2 separate regions of the Mus musculus genome follow, and region 2 is linked to region 1. The links are chromatin contacts, found by POLR2A ChIA-PET in ENCODE. All regions are on one chromosome and are shown on one strand. Each heading gives the region's core, a stretch centred on a gene start or an enhancer-like site at or near the end of the contact. The rest is flanking DNA. Distances are from core to core; before and after follow the strand shown. Region 1 holds the start of Tbc1d23 (TBC1 domain family, member 23). Region 2 holds the start of Nit2 (nitrilase family, member 2).

Evidence for each region. ChIA-PET counts read pairs that join two places held with the same protein, here RNA polymerase II (POLR2A).
Region 2: POLR2A ChIA-PET joins it to region 1 with 16 read pairs in embryonic stem cell. The contact joins the promoter of Nit2 here to the promoter of Tbc1d23 in region 1. POLR2A ChIA-PET finds 5 or more read pairs at or near these places in 4 of 5 experiments (Patski and embryonic stem cell).

What each region holds. Positions count from the first base shown.
Region 1 is chr16:57,230,055-57,232,754 of GRCm38, reverse strand. Tbc1d23 (TBC1 domain family, member 23) reads left to right here and starts at 1,289. Exons shown (of 19, transcript NM_001358433.1): 1 at 1,289-1,441. The coding sequence starts at 1,389.
Region 2 is chr16:57,165,884-57,168,583 of GRCm38, reverse strand. Nit2 (nitrilase family, member 2) reads left to right here and starts at 1,252. Exons shown (of 10, transcript NM_023175.1): 1 at 1,252-1,303; 2 at 2,368-2,486. The coding sequence starts at 1,297. It overlaps Gm16892 (a long non-coding RNA gene), which reads right to left and starts at 1,215. Exons shown (of 2, transcript XR_003951893.1): 1 at 1,114-1,215.

The DNA.
Region 1 (2,700 bases), core at 40-2,539:
CTTTACTTAATTAAAGCTATTTCTGGTCATTCCTGCCCCATCTAAAACTTAATTGTTTTCAGTTTTTCTACACATTACCCCTGCATTTCTCAGTGTGCATGCATCTATTGCTAATATATTGATATCAAACATAAACGATGCCTTTTGTTTGTAATCTGTTTGGTTCATCTAACAATGGCATTTTCAGATTTATCCATAAATTTCATGTAGTTAACTGCATCGTTGTTCCTGGGCTTAAAAATATTTGTTCAGCTCCTCCCTGAATCTGTACTAGGCAAAGATAGCCCAGGGGCTAGTGTTTTGGTAATACTGGTACTGTGGATGAAACCTGGGTGCGGAACAAGGAGGCCCATTTAGAGGGACAAATGGGACTTTGGCTAGGAAGGGAAGGATCTCGGCAGCTTTCTTTTTTTTTTTTTTTTTTTTAAGATTTATTTATTTATTATATGTAAGTACACTGTAGCTGTCTTCAGACACTCCAGAAGAAGGAGTCAGATCTTGTTACGGATGGTTGTGAGCCACCATGTGGTTGCTGGGATTTGAACTCTGGACCTTCGGAAGAGCAGTCGGGTGCTCTAACCCACTGAGCCATCTCACCAGCCCCCCTCGGCAGCTTTCTTAAACTGATTTTTTAAACTGGAATTTCAGTTTCAGAACTACAGTTGATTCTCCTGGCTGTTAGAAGACATATTTAAGATAGAAGACTAGAGTATAATTTTCTTAACTGGATAGCTTGACAGAGTCCTTCGTGTATTTTTATTTTTCTTGTAGCTCTGGTGATTGAATCATTGAGGATGCTGGGCAAGTGCTGTATGGTTTACTAAGTCCCTGGCCTTTTTATTTTTTTGAATGGTCTTTACAAATGATGTGGTATGTCCTTTCCTTTTTTTCTATTCAGCCTACCTTCTCTGTGTGAATTCATACTTGCCCTCCTCTCTCCACTAGCTGGGATTCTCAATTCTGGCTCACACCGGACAGCCAGAGACCCAAACATTAAGACGCCAAGCCAGGATGCTTCACTTTCAGAGTCTCCTCTGAGCCACGCCTGCCCGCAGCGTGGCGCCCCGCCCCATCCCGGAGAACCCCTCCCACTCCCCAGGGTCGGCCCCGCCCACAAGCCTTGTGCCCCGCCCACTCCGTTCGCGGGCCCTTGGCATCCTGGGATTTGTGGTCTTCCATAATCTTCTCCCTCTCGCAAAGCTCCGGGCTCCGCCTTTCGCCCTAGAGACGTGGTGACGTTGCATCCTTCCAATTCCTCGCCTCCTCCCTCTTTCGCTCTGGTGAGTCTCAAGTCTCAGACTTCATAACTCCTTTTACGACACTGAATCTCTGAGACAGTCTCGGTGCCAGGTCCACTTTTCGGCAAAGTGACGTGGACGTCAACAGCAATGGCGGAAGGAGAAGAGCTTCTGCCACTGTCAACGTCGGGCGGGGACAGCTGGTGAGTGCGAGCCCAGGTTTAATTCCCACTGGCCCCTTCTCTTCCTGTTCGCCATCCTGCCTGTCCCCGAGGTGCTGGCTGGCGGGGCGTGGAGCAAAAGGCACCTGTCCTCCTCTGAGCCCCTGCCCCGCCCCCTCTGCTTCAGGGTCCCCTCTGCCCGCGGGCTTCTGCGGCTGGGGCAGAATCCCGGGGACTCAGGGGCCATCCTGGATCTGCGCCTAAGTCAGGTCCTCCCGCTTGGCCCAGCGAAGAGAGTGGCTTCCCCACTGAGTTCGCCGAGTCCCTAGCCAGGGAGTTGGAATGGGCGCACTAAGGAGGAAGTTCTTGGATGGAGATCTCAGACCATTTGAAATGAGATCTTTTGAAATAACCACCGCGACCTTTGACAGTGCAGAGGTCGTGAGATACACCCAGCAAGATTCCTTCTACGTAGTTCAGGGTTGTCTTTAAAAAAAAAAATTATTATTATTAATTTTGTTTATCTCCCAACAGTTTCTAACATTTGTTATTATTATTTTTTTTTCTTCCCCACCACTTTCCTCACAATTTAATTTCATGACTTGGAGGGCGTTTTGAATTTTGTTACTGTTTCTCCCGGGCATTTGCATGTGTCTCTGGGGCTGTGGGAAGATTTGGTTTTTAAAGGAACTCATGTAGCCCAAGGCTGGCCTCGAACTTTCTGAGTGGCTGAGGATGACTGTGGACTTCCAATGCTTTTGCTTTCTCCTCCCGAGTGCTGGCTTGTAAGCTCCATCCTGCCTGGTTTGTGTTGGGCTGGGGATTGAACCGAGGGCTTCCTGTGTGCTAGGACAAGCATTCTACCAACTGTGATACATCCCCAACCCTGCCAATACCTTTTTGGTAGGCATTATTTTTCCCACTGAGGGTCATTAATTTTTGGTGGACACTTCTACTTTTGAAGTTGTGTGTGTGTGTGTGTGCACGTGTATATCTTACAGTTGATCTAACTGTATTGACCAGGTGTAAGACTCATGGATTTTGCTGTTGTTTTTCACAGTGTTTATATATCACTGTCACGGTGTACCTACACACAATGCAAGCCTTTGGTAAATTTGTACTTTACTAATTGAGGACAATAGAAATAACAGAAAGGAATACACGATATAGCAGTTGAGTAGCTGGTCTTCTGGGGACTGACAGGTACACATGTAGCAAGCTAAAGTTAATTTTGTTCTCTGAGATTGTAAATAAGTGTTGTGGGAGTTCAGAAGAGGCAGAAACCATTTCAGCATGCATTA
Region 2 (2,700 bases), core at 3-2,502, 64 kb after region 1:
TTCTAATGCAAGATGAAGATGGGGTAAATATGTTAACCCTGGAAGACATAAGGCCATACTGCAACCCATCCCCACACCTTCCTCCAGCGCATACATTCTTTGTTCACCCCGCTTCCCCAGTGTTCTCAGGTTCTTGGAAGAAACAATTCTGTGATCCCCTCAGGACGATGTAGGTGCTTAGATCCAAACCCAGGTCCTTTGCAAGAGCACCAAGTGCTCTTAACCACGGAGCCATCTCTCCAGCCCTGCTTTGTCCTTTTCAAACTGCTGTTTATGGTTCTCTCTCTCTCCCTCTCTCTGTCTCTCTGTTTGGCTCTCTCTGTCTCTCCCAAAGTTTGTGAAAAGCTCAGCCCCACTGAAGACAGCTGACTAAAATTTCTTTTGGGGATCTGATCTGCAGGCTTTCTTTCCTCTTGTCAAGCTCTCTAATCCCCTTGGCTCCGTGCTCTGCAAATGTGACAAGGTATAGACTTTAACTTGCAAGCACTGCAAAGCTTAGAAAGCAATGTCACTAGCTGGGTGTGTTGCTACAGGACTCAATCCCTGCACTCAGGAGTGGGAGCAGGAGGATTAGACGTCAAGGTGAGCCTTAGCTACATAGCAAGTTAAAGTGCAGCCTAGGCTACAAGAGACCCTGTCTGAAAACCGGAAAAGCTCAAAACAAAAATAAATATTTACATAAATGATAATGAATAAAAATTAAATAATAAATACAAAGGTCAAATCGTAGAATACTGCTTAGCACCAACTCTATCTCTTTCCCCAGCCCAGTTAGGAGCAAGGTTCTGAAGTCCTGCTAGCCTAAAACAACCAGGTGCACTTCCTCAAGCCAGTCAGCATGGAGCATCGTTACCCTGGCCACTGCCATGATCTAACCTGAAATTTATGTCCTTTGTGCCACAAGTAGGACCTTTCTACCCCAGACCATTTATGGCACACTACCATAACGTAGGCTTCTCTTTTTTGACTTTGCTTTTGAAGGCCCTATATAAAGAATTTGTAATTATCACTTCTTGGTGTATGCAACCGCAAAGGGTGAGCCATTTTTAGTACGGTGCCCAGGCAAGAATGTAGACTGGTACTGAATGTGCACAAAGTCGGAGGCTTACTCACCTACATTACAGCACAGCACAAAACAAAACAGTAAAATCCTCAAAGCTCATCGAGGCTCCGCCCCTCGACCCAGCCCTTGACCACGCCCCTTCTGCGCGCGCGGCTCGGCCCCGCCTTCTGCACGCTGCGGAGGAGATTGACTGGCAGGAGTCCCTGTGGCCTGCGGTGCACCGTGGAAGAGCCATGTCTAGTAAGTGGCTCGTGGTCTGGTTGTCCAGCTCCCAGCGGGAGCGGGGTCCTCCGTGCGGCGGTGCAGATGAGCCGGCTGGGTCCTTGCGTCCCCCGGTCAGCCATGCCGGTGGCTCTTGTCACCGGTGTCCGCGGCGCGGCGAAGCCCAGGGGCGGCTGGCCGTGCGAGCACAGGCCTCCGCGCGGGGCGTCCTGTGCTGTCGGAGCTGGTCAGCTTGCGGGTTGGGTGGTGGTGTCCAACTCGTGGCTCTGACTTCCTCGCCTCACAAAGCGGTGGATAATCACACCTCACTCCGCAGTTCCTCGTCTGTAAAAGTTTATAGTTGCACTGTCCTGGCATATTCATGTAAATGTTGTTCCCGTAATAGGCCCGTCACTCGAGGTGTTTTCGTGCCCTCCGCCCCGACTTGTTCATCTTCAAAATCATTAATCGCTTTCCGGAGAAGGGGAAGCAACAAGTCTTGCACACGGAGGACCCCAGTGGAGGGGTTTTCCTGCGTAAGCCTGCAGAGGGCGCTTTTGCACCGGCCCCTAACCTGGGTCGGGACCTTGTCCATATTGGGTGGCTTTTGGAAGAAGCTAGAAACAAAACTATAGTTTTATTATCCTTTCCTGCCTCAGGAGCAGAGGCAGTCTAACTTCCTAGGGTTAGGGGAGATATTAGTGAGTTTCTGTGATACTCTGGTGACAGCTCAAGGTCTGTTAACCTGAAAATAATGCCAGGTTTTGGTTTCATTTGTTTTTATACAGATTCTGGCACTGTTCAATTAAGAGGTGTTAGGGGCTAAATGCCTTTTTTTTTTTTTTCTCTCTCATCATATTTAGGATAAGCCAAGGAATGAGCGATCATAGTTTTTATACTTTTAAGGAGAGCTTCGGCCTTCTTCAGAAGCCAGGTTTTGTCAGTGTTGTCGATATACCCCTTTAGATTGCCAGTAGTTGGGTCAATCAAAAACCATGTTCAAATACTGCCTGATATCCTGTTTGAGAATCCTGGCCCTGGGTGAACTTAGTGGGCAGATCTGATGACTTTTTTTTTTTTTTTTTTTTTTCTTTTTTCCCCAGCTTTCCGCCTGGCCCTCATACAGCTTCAAGTTTCTTCCATTAAATCAGATAACCTTACCCGGGCTTGTAGCCTAGTGCGGGAGGCAGCAAAGCAAGGTGCCAACATAGTTTCTCTGCCTGTAAGTATCAGGGCAGCCTGCCCATTCTTCAGGAGCTGTGGATCCACCACAGTACTGCGTGCTGGCAGTGGTCCTCTTATGTCCCACCTCCAGCAATGCCTTTTGGAACCCTAATATTGTTTCGTATTTGTCTCATCTTTCACAAAGACTAGTAGCGACCTTTATCATAAGATGTCAAACGTGGTTACAAGTTTTGAACAAGATCACCTCCCCT